Linked DNA regions of Mus musculus: region 2 is linked to region 1. A link is a loop called in an ENCODE intact Hi-C map of the cell type or tissue named here. Cell type or tissue: gastrocnemius. All regions are shown on one strand. Each heading gives the region's core, and the rest is flanking DNA. Links, peaks and the distances in the headings are about the cores only.

What was found. A loop is a pair of places that touch in the nucleus more often than their neighbours do. Peaks named below come from ENCODE experiments on the same cell type or tissue, not always from the same donor. Only the 100,000 strongest peaks of a DNase experiment are listed, where the experiment ranks them.
Region 2: it touches region 1 in a loop (2.8-fold over the local background); 4 of 42 quality-filtered maps call a loop at or near these places.

Annotation. Positions count from the first base shown.
Region 1 is chr16:90,928,375-90,933,745 of GRCm38, reverse strand. Cfap298 (cilia and flagella associate protien 298) reads left to right here. Exons shown (of 7, transcript NM_026502.2): 2 at 2,585-2,752; 3 at 3,763-3,830. Among named protein-coding and RNA genes, the nearest start is that of Cfap298, 3.8 kb to the left of the region's middle. In gastrocnemius, for the core only: no CTCF peak of the experiment used is centred there; a DNase peak (open chromatin) is centred at 2,023; H3K4me3 peaks cover 115 bases; H3K27ac peaks cover 19 bases.
Region 2 is chr16:91,041,715-91,047,085 of GRCm38, reverse strand. It overlaps Paxbp1 (PAX3 and PAX7 binding protein 1), which reads left to right and starts at 2,707. Exons shown (of 18, transcript NM_026110.2): 1 at 2,707-3,080; 2 at 4,405-4,533. The coding sequence starts at 2,732. In gastrocnemius, for the core only: CTCF peaks have their summits at 1,348 (motif pointing right) and 2,516 (motif pointing right); DNase peaks (open chromatin) are centred at 1,359, 2,568 and 3,072; H3K4me3 peaks cover 2,729 bases; H3K27ac peaks cover 2,177 bases.

The DNA.
Region 1 (5,371 bases), core at 48-5,047:
CACTGAAGCAAATACCATGGAGGATCACTGCCCCTGGCCTGCGCCTCACGACTTGCTCAGCCTGCTTTCTCATACCACCCAGGACCACTTGCCTAGGGGTGATACCACCCGGAGAGTGCTACCCCCCCCCCCCTTACTGTCATTGAGAAAATGCCTTACCTACAGACTTGCCTACAAACAGTCTGAAATAGACATTTTCTCAGTTGAGGTTCCTTCTTCCTAGATACGTCTATGTTCATGCCAGGTCAACAAAAGCCAAGCAGAACCAATTGCTTCCTTGTCAACACCAATCGACATATCACCATGAAACCATAACCCTCTCCTTTTTGTTTATCCCCAAGACCTTATTAATATGGATATCTCAATATAAAACAAATTCCAACTTTCAGAAGTTCCACAGGCTTTTAAATTTTTTCACTTTAAAAATGCAGTCTCTTTCAAAGTTCAAACCTCTCTGTAATATCCATTACCGGGCACCTGTAAAAAGACCTAATCTCACTCCAAGAGGGAAGACCATGAGCGCACTCGCACTGGAAGGAGAACTGAAGTGCAGCCCTGTGAAGCTCGCTGTCAGAGGTGCGGGACTCAGGGTCTTCTCCGCTCCCTCTGCTCTGCAGGGCCCACAGAACACATCTCACAGGCTGAGGCTGGCTCCACTCCGTAGCTGCTGCTGTCCTTGGTGGTCATCCCATGGTGTTGGCATTTCCAAACTGCCGGAACCGCAGGCTTCCCCTTACCAATGGCACCGATTGCCTCTTGGCCTCTCTTTGGGCTCTCTCACCCTGCATCATGATGCCAGGCCTCAGCCTCTCTCCATGATCCTTTCAATCCTGGGGTTTCCCTGAAACTGAAGTTTGACCTGGCCTCTTCCTATGCCCAGCCTCTACTGTTCTCCATGACTCTTCATGCCCTCACAATCAGTACCATCTGGAAGGTGCATACACTTGGCCAAGTTTGGCTGCAGGCATGAGCGGGCTTTGGCCCCCTCTAGACAACAGCTCTGTCCGTTGACCCTCAGGAAGCTTATCCCAGAAGGTTTTTGTCTTAACGATATTGTTATTTTCTTAGTCACAGCTGATCTCAGCCCTGGCAAGGGTTTCACACTGCAGTGGTTCTGGTCTGGTCTTACAGCTCTGGCTGAGCAGAACCAACGGGGTGGGTGGGTTGAACTCAGAGATCTGCCTGCCTCTGTGTCCCAAGTGCTGGGATTAAATGTGGGAAGATTCTTAATACAAAATACCACACGAATGGCCCAGGTAGAGTCTTGATTTCCCTCTTGACGTTCACAGGCAAACCTGCATCATCTGCCCTGCTCTCTGCCTTGGAGCTCCTCCAATGGCCCAGTGAGTGCTGAGGGCTCCGTGGCTTTTCCAGCACAGAGTTCCAATGGTTAGGTCTGTCATGATGTGCCATGGTCCTCATACCAATTCCGTCTTCAGTAGCTTTCTGTAGCTGTGAAGAAGAAAGAAAACAACAGTAGAAATGAAGGAAGCAAGGAAGGAAGGAAAGAAGGAAGGAAGGAAGGAAGGAAGGAAGGAAGGAAGAAAAAACCACCATGACCAAAAACCTTGAGGAGGAAAGGGTTTTTTTCATTTTGACAGTTTTAGTTCCTGAGGGAGGTCAAGGCAGGAAGCTGAAAGGAAACCCCTACTGGCTTGTTCCTCAGGTTTTGTTCATTCTTTGTCACCCCAGACCATCTGCCCATCCAGTGGCGACGCCTGACGTGTGCTCAGTAGTCATGACTCAAACATATGCCCTACAACTAGCCTATAGGCATCTGAGGGAGACGGTTTCTCAATTGAGGTTCCCTCTCCCTGGCTATATGTAGGTTTGTGCCAGGTTGACAAAAAACAACCTGCACAGTTGCCTAAATCCTTCCCAGTGATTTTTATGAAGTGTCATTATAAAGTTTTGTGAGTACGTTTGTGGGTGGGTGCCTCTGTGCCAGAGCAGGGAGGGGATCTATGTGTGAGGCCCGTGTAACGGGTGTTGTGTGACCTTGGGTTTTTAGAGCAGGCTGGCCAGCAGCCAATCCCCAGGGGTCCCCAGGCCTCTACCTTCCCCTAGATACCCCTACTCTCAGTGCACTGCACCACACTGGCCCTTTTACACGGGCTCTGCGATTCAGCCCCTCACCTTACAGAGCAAGCACTTTACCAAGGGAGCCTCCGTGTAAGGGGCTCATAAAATATTAGAAATATTAGCCTCAGATCAGAGTTGGACATTAGGAAGATGGACGTTTACCCAATTGTCTTACACCCTTCACAAGGTTACATTAAATGGGGCTCTCCGAGACTTTCTTTGGGAAATGGTAAAGCTGTGTGAACCGGCTTGGTCTTGAGCGCTGACCTGGTAACTCCTGAGCACAGTGGTTTAGAGCATGGACACAGAGGAGTCGAAGCTCACTGCTGCACTGACTGACTGAGGAGTTGGTAGCTTTGTCCGGGATTAGGGAAGCCCTGGCACATGGCTCCTGGTATATGAGTGTTAAAATCGTGAGCTAGAGTGGCCAGGCCTGAGCCAGGAGTGTACACTTGTAGTTAGTGATCACAGCTGAAGGCTCTGCCCTCGACTTGTTTTTCAGAGATGGAGGAGCTGGCGGAACACGGTGTCTTTCTGCCCCCTAATATGCAAGGGCTGACTGATGAGCAGATCGAAGAGCTGAAACTGAAGGACGAGTGGGGGGAGAAGTGTGTGCCCAGTGGAGGGTCTGTTTTTACGAAGGACGAGATCGGGCGGAGGAACGGGCAAGGTAACCGGCTCTCTCTCTCTTCTGCCTTTGCTCCCGTGCATCACATCAGACCTGAAGGCAGTGCTTTAGGTTAAGAGATGTGGGCCAGCAGGACGGCTCTGCAGGTGGATGGAGAAAGCTAACTCCCCACAGTTCACACGTGCATGCTGCCACACACATGCTCACCCACATTCACTAATGCAATTTCATCATTTCTCTGAAGACTTGATTGCACTCTGAAACGCCTGTGCTAAAACCAGGATGAGCCAAGGGGAGGACCCTGCTCTGTCTGCTCCCTCCTACTGAAGTGCCCCATTTGTCGGGTAAACAGGCCATTTAAATTTGCCGCCTCTGTAGGTCGGAAATGGGTGGGTGCTGTACCATTCTCCCTAGATGTGGAGACTCTGTCTCCACTGTACTTAGTTTTAAGCTTAGTTTAAACTTGGAAGTTGACTTGGTGCTCTGTGCCACGTGTGGACAGTCGTCAGATGAAGTAAAGTCTCGTGAGTCCAGAGGACACACACAGACTCCTAGCACTCAGGAGTTTAGGACGAGAGAATTGGGACAGCCTGGGTACGAGGGCAATCCTAACTCAAACAAACATACAAACATGCATGCATACATATAAGAAAAATTTATGTATGCACTTGTAAAGTTTTACTGGCATGCAGCCAGCCAATCACTAACTGCCCGTGTCTGCTTTTGAGACACTGAGAGAGATGAGCCGCAGCTTTGTAGCTTGAGAGGCCTAAAATTCTTTTAGCATCTGCTTGGCTTGCTGGCCCTGTTTGCCCAGTGACTTCCCTGGCCTGGTTTTGTAGCCTGTGCCAAACAGTGTAGAAGACACTGCAGACCTCGCCCCTTGCGGTGGGATCTCTGCCTGGGTTCCCACTTCTCTTTATGTCCCTGTGTCAAATCCAGACTGGAACACCCATGTCTCGATCTCCCAGGCTCAGGCAGTCCGGTTTGAGGACATCCGGAGTTTTTAGAGAGGCTGTGTGTTTGACCACTGTCCTTTTCTATCTTTATAGCTCCAAATGAGAAAATGAAGCAGGTTTTAAAGAAGACGGTAGAAGAAGCCAAGGCGATAGTGTCTAAGGTCAGCTTCTCCGTAGGATGCGCTTCTGTCAGCTTCTGTCTGTGACGTGGCCGATCCTGAGGATTAGCTGCAGTTAGCCGTGAGCTGGCGGCATCAGGCCCTGCCTGCTCCTCTCTTCCCTGCCTTTCTGTTGCCTCTGCATCTGCTTTTTTCTTTCCTTTCTCTGCCTTCCAGTAGCAAAGCAAATAAGCATAACGGTGATGACAGTTACCCAGTCCTGCCAGGTTCTGTTGAGCAAACAAAGGTTTCTATTGTCTTGTGTGAATGTGGGCTGTGTGCAGTTTGCGACCTGACCTGAACTGAGTCTCTTATGTTTGGAAGAACTTAGAAAGCTAAGCTGGGGAAGTTCTAATGGAGCTATAGATACAGGGCTGACAGAGACGTTTACTACAAAGCAGCGGTAATCACCTCCAGCATTTATATAGAAGCTGTCTCACAGAAGGAAAATAGCATTGAAGGGCAGATGATGTTCCCTGGATGAAGAGAATTCAGGGATATTGAAGCACCTGGGGACTGGAGAGCCAGCTGGGTAGATAAAGGCACTGGCTGCCATGCCTGATAGCCTGAGTTCAGAAGACCTGGGGTGATTTCAGGACCCTCCTGGTCGTAAGAGAACCAACTCCCACAAATTGTCCTCTTACCCCCACCGTGCCCCAGCATGTGCTATAGCACACACATACACACACACACACACACACACACACACACCACACCACACACATGCATACATGCAGGTGCAAATATATCTTTGATATTTTCACTTGTCACGTTTATCTGTGGGGTGACAGTCATTGCCACCCATGTGAGCGTGTCTTGGCATAACTCAGCCCTCCCACGCTTCTAGACTTGCCCCACAAAATGTACTCCTAAATATTCCCTAAGCTCTTAGCTAATCTACTTTTTCAATTTATTATATTTGAGACTCTTCCTATGTAGCTTTAGCCAGCCTAATACTCAGCTATGTAACCCAAACAGACCTTGAACTCATGGCGGTCCTCCTGCCTCAGCTCCCTGAGATTACAGGCATGCCTCCCCCACCCCCATGCCCCTTGCCCGGTCTTTGAGGAGCTCCTGGAAAGCTGAGGTGAGTGGGAAGCGTCTGGAGTCTCACCAGAGCCTTTGCTTACAAGACACATTTGAGCAGAGCTCCTGAGGAGAGCGGCAGCCATGGCCTCAGAGGCTGTGTCCTAGCAGGGTCCTTACCCTCAGACCACGCCCTTCACCCCCGCTGTGCGTTCTGTACTTCAGAATAGGCATCCCCTGTAGGTTCCTGTCCACCGAACCAGTGTCAGTACACAGTCCAGAGACTATCATCCTGGGTCACCCTCAGAGCTCCCTTCCCTGTGTCATCCGTGTGTCTGCGGTTGGTTCCCTGCCATCCTCCTGGCATGCCTCCTCTCATTGCCACACCTCACCCCCAGTTGATTAAAGTCTCCTCAGTATCAGCAGGAGGTCAGTTCAGGTCTAACCCCGGGACCCAGCTAGCAGGGACCCCATGTGACTCCTGCATTCAGTTCAGGTCCCCCAGCATTGCTAGGCAG
Region 2 (5,371 bases), core at 274-5,273, 110 kb before region 1:
AAGAAGCAGGAGTAACAGGAGAATAGAAGTCACATAATACTAACTTTTCCTAGTCACTGAGAAAATGGTTGGAGAGGCTGCTTTCAGCTGCACATCTGGGTCCTAGGAGGACAGGTCTCAAGTCTAACCAAAGAGAACTGGAAAAAAAAAAAACCCTACCTAATTATATGAAACGAAAACGTGGGATCTTCTACTTCAGTGTGGAATTTAAATCTCAGTGAAAATCTGAGGGCATGGTATAGGCTAAAAGATACAGTCATGTTTGTTGGTATAAGTACAAACTAAAAATTCTACACAGGGCAAGCTAGGATTTGCAAAACTAAAAGATGCTACCTGGGGCCTCAGCAATTCCATTCTAGCCTCAGAGATGTGACAAATTTTCAAAGCTCTTCAGGATAGTGTTGATTATTACAGTATAAGGAGGGAGATTTCCACTCTGGGGAGTTTCAATGATTGTGTAAAACAAATCGGCAGTCAGAGATTAATAGGAAGGAAGCTAGCACACAGATACACAAATGCATAAGTACAAGGCTCAGCGGTGGAGAGGAAACTTTAGGCACACATGTGACTACAGAACGGGAGTTGAGGCTCTGGGAGACTCGTGGTGACAGGGGGTGGGTGAGTAAAGTGGCCAACAGTACTGTGAATAATACACGCCTCTCCATACAGTACATCTCTTAGGTGACAGAGGCCAATGGGATCCACACCATTGGCCTCTCCTCTGGTGCTAATGTTCCCTAGTTGATGAGATTTCCAGGGTGGTGGGGGCAGCCATGCTTATACAATGGTGTTTCCTTTTGGGAATTCTATCTTCAGGCTGAATGGAGAACTTCAGAGGAGGCCTCTCTCTGCACTTGTTTTTAATGGAAAGGGGAAAGCAAGGCGATGTTAAACAGAGGGCTTACTTTTCCTTTAAAGTTCTCAACAAGCCCAGTGCACCATAGTTTGAGGTTTGGGGATTTTTTTTTTTTTAAAGACATGTTCTCCTTTATCTTAGGCAGGTCTCCAACCAGAGGGCTGGGATTACTTCAATTAACTAGATATTTTTAATGATTTTGTTGTATTGTTTATGTATATTTGCCCACATGCTTTGTACGTGAACTATGTGTGTGCTGCCACACAAGGAAGCCAGAGAGGGTTTTAGGATCTCCTGGAACTGCAGTTAGTCATAGTTGTAAGCTGCCATACTAGGTGCTGAAAACCAAATCTAGGTCCTCTGCAGGAGCGGCAAAGTGCTCCTAACTGCTGTGCTGTCCAGCACCTTTTTACAGATGATGTGTAAACACCATGCTTTTAGCCTGCATTCAGGACACGTCCTGCTGGGCACTACAGGCATGCTGAGACCAGAAGGGGGCGCCAGATTCCCAGGAACTGGAGTTTTGAGGAGCCCTGAGGGTGTGGGTACTGGGACTGCAGCCAGGGTCCTCTGGTTCGAAACTGCAATATTCACCTCTCCAATCCCGTTCTTTTGGCGGGTTTTGAAACATGTAAATAATTTCACAAACACTTCTACCCACGCATCCTGATATGCTCGAGAGAAAGAAAAGATTCAACTTTGGTTATGAACTGGGTAACCTGTGTGTTAGCTCAACCTCATGCAATCTTTTTGTTTGTTTGTTTGTTTGTTTCTCGAGACAGGGTTTCTCTGTATAGCTCTGGCTATCCTGGAACTCACTTTGTAGACCAGGCTGGCCTCGAACTCCCGAAATCCGCCTGCCTCTGCCTCCCGAGTGCTGGGATTAAAGGTGCGCGCCACCACCGCCCGGCTCATGCAATCTCTTTAAGGCCGCCAAGGTTCAGATTTGCCCTCTGTGATATAGTCTGAAAATAAGACAAATCTTCCTTCCGCTTGTTTCAGAAATTCACTATGCTTCGTAAAATAGTTAAAATAGTTGCTACCTAACTTGGCTTTCTTACCAAGCCACCCGAAAACACCTCGCTCTCCTGGGAATGGCTGCGGCAGCAGGGAGATGTATCATCTCTGGTTCTGTCTTCCCCAGACAGTGAGGGTTTCCCTACATAGCCTTGGCCATTCTGGAGTTCCTTATGTACATCAGGCCGGCACCGAACTCAGAGATCGCCTTGCCTCCACCTCCCCAGTGCTGCTGGGATTTAACGTGTGTGCTCCCACGCCTTTGAGAGTGTTTGCGTTGATAAAGCTGTAGAGATGGCAAGTATTAATGGAGTTTCTGATCTGTAGACGATATCTGCTAGCATCGCCTCGCGTTATTAAGAGGCATATTAACCATGGAGATGCACTTTCCCTTCCCAAGCTCAAGTCAACTGACTCGTCCCTCCGCTTCTCCCCGGCCTCCCGCCTCTGTTTACCCTGCAGGCACTGAGTGGGAGGGAGGCTGCCACACGTAACGGCTCCGTATAAGCGCGGAAGACGCATTGCAGCAACACGCTCCGAGACGACAGACTACACTCGCTCCTCTCATCTCGATGATCCTCTTTGTGACCTTTGGAACAACACTGGAGTCGGAGGGTACCATGCCAACAGTCCCCCGCGCCGCTAGAGGGCAGTGCAAAGAGACTCCGCCCAAGTAGTGGGGCGCGAGGAGAGCCCAGGCGCATGCGCAATCGAGGCGGCGCGATAGCTAGCCAGAGCCGCGACGACCCGGCTGGTGGGGGGGAACTCTTGCGACTGCGCGTGCGTGGCGGTGGTCTCCGCGCTCCCTCGTCCTCTCAGTCAGCGAGCGGCTGTGAGAGCGCGGTGACGGCGGCTGGGATGTTCCGAAAGGCCCGGCGGGTGAACGTGCGCAAGCGGAACGACTCGGAGGAGGAGGAGCGGGAGCGCGATGAGGAGCAGGAGCCGCCACCGTTGCTGCCCCCGCCGGCCTCGGGAGAAGAGCCCGGCCCTGGCGGCGGCGACCGGGCCCCCGCGGGGGAGTCGCTCCTGGGCCCGGGGCCGCTGCCGCCGCCGCCCTCCGCGCACCACCCGGGCCTCGGCGCTGAGGCCGGGGGCGGCATCTCCGGCGGCGCGGAGCCCGGCAATGGGCTGAAGCCGCGCAAGAGGCCTCGCGAGAACAAAGAGGTGCCCAGGGCCAGCCTGCTCAGCTTCCAAGACGAGGAGGAAGGTAAGCCCCGGCCCGGCCCACGCGGACCCCAAGCCCGTGCTCGCCCGGGCGCCGCGCCCCTTTCCCCACCTCCGGCCTCCGGATCTGCCTGGGGTTGTGTTCCCGCGCTGCCACCAGCCAAGTCTACGGCCTGTGCAGTCCCTCCTCCGGCTGTCAGAGCCCTGATCAGCCATCCTGAGTGGAGGAGAAGGCTCGATGCTCCGTGGACCCGTTTCCTACCTTGCGAGTTGCAGGCAGCCTGAGTCTCTTGGTTAACTGCCTGCTCTTAGTCGTCTGCAGGCCTCTGTACCTGCGGCTTGTTGGCGTCTCGGTTTAGGCCTCCTTGATTAAGAAGGCCGGATTGTTAAAGAGGAGGACCGAAACCAGGGCTGGGAACAATTCTGGGGCTGCAGCCCTGGCTCCCGGTGACCTTGATCCAATCGCTCCCTTGCTGTTGTCCAGTCTCGGTTTCTCTGTAGAAGTAAATGGGAGGAGCAGATGTCCGCTGTGGCATTGGCTCTTGAAGCAGAAGAGGGACCAGGCTGCAGGGGATTTCGATTTTACTTGTACCTCAACATCATGTTAGGAAAAATTGGATGATTTTCGAAGGTCTTGCGTCATGCTTTCGTGATTCTAGAAAGATGGGTGAATTATCTTTGACCTCTCTGGAATTTTGTTTGAAGGAGATACAGACCAGGTTTTGCATTGTTTGAAATGTCTTGTTCTTGACTTGGATTTTCAAATTAAAGATGAGGGCTAAGTCACTCGAAACTTAGTTTTGCAAAATGATTTACTCTAGGCATAATTTTGAAATAACTGTTATTGTGACCAGAGTTATTCAGACTTGGCAGAATAACTTTGGGGTGTATTGTTTTAGGTTTCTTGACTTAATGTTTTAAGGAAGCATTCTAAATACTTTTTTATCCTGAGATGGGTGAAATATGCCAAAATTTAACAATTTTGAAGTTCCTTGGGTTACTCACTAAAATTTTCATTTAGTTTCTGGAATTGATACTATTTTTTGTTTGTTTTAATTATGTTTTGTTGAAACAGAGCCTCTATACTATAGCCCTGGCTGATCTGGAACTCACTCTGTAGTCTAGGCTGAACTCAAATTCAGAGAGCTGCCTGCCTTTGGCTGCCCAGCTCTGGGATCCCAGGCATTTGCTGCCAAGCCTGGCAATACCCATTTTTGAGTCTGCAATAGATTGCAATAAACTTCAGATTTTGTAATGACTTGTGTGTGTGAAAATATGCTGGCAGAATGAAAACAGCACAAAGGCACGAGGAAGGGAGAGCACTTTCTGAGTTGGTGTCTTACAGACTTCATTCTGTTTCTCTTAAGAAAATGAAGAAGTGTTCAAAGTAAAGAAATCAAGTTACAGCAAAAAGATAGTTAAATTGCTTAAGAAAGAATATAAAGAAGACCTTGAAAAATCAAAGATCAAGACAGAACTCAACACAGCAGCTGACAGTAAGTATCAGATAATTCTTTCAAGTGAGAGAAGATAGCAGTTCCTTCCCACAGGGCTTTGCAGTATATATTGTGAACTCTTTCTACTAACCAATGTCCACATTAAGTTTGCAATACTGTTCTATAATTTTTCTCACACATTAAAAAAAAAAGATGGATTGTTGCTTCTGAATTCTTGCTAATATAGAGACTGTTGTATGGAAAAGGAAGAGAGATTTCCTGTTTGAGCCATAAAGACAGATTATTCTATTTAAAATTTTTATACTGCTGTTTCACAGAGACAGACTTGAGTTCCTCTGGTAGTATTTCCATATTGAAAATAGCTCTTACAGAACGCGTAAGAAGTTGATGTTGGTAATACCAGTACTCAGCAGCCTTATTTGATACTAAGAGGCCAGGGACATTGTCCTCTCAAAACTCAAGTTTAAAACTTTCCCTCTACTTTTTCTGGAGGCAAACATTCTATCAATAAACCAGTCCCAAAGTTTAAAGTGTTTCAAGCAGTTACTTTACATGGTTGTTGTTTGCATTCATTATAACTGGTTACTCTCATACAGATGTTTCAGAGAGATCTTTATTCCAAAGGCTTAAAGAGAGTATTTCCCAGGTTCTCAGCTACAGGCATGGCTTGAATAAGAATACTGTTATATCTCAAGTTTACAGTGTAGCAATGGAGAGTGTTACATAAATATTCAACAGAAGTGTTAGCAGACAGTCTGGCCTGTAGGTCAAAGGTTAACTACACATTTTTAGAAAAAAGGGGACAGCTTTGTAGAAAAGTAGGATGTGAAGCTAGATCATAGATTGGAATTCCCAAAACAGGAGAAAGTGTGGGAAT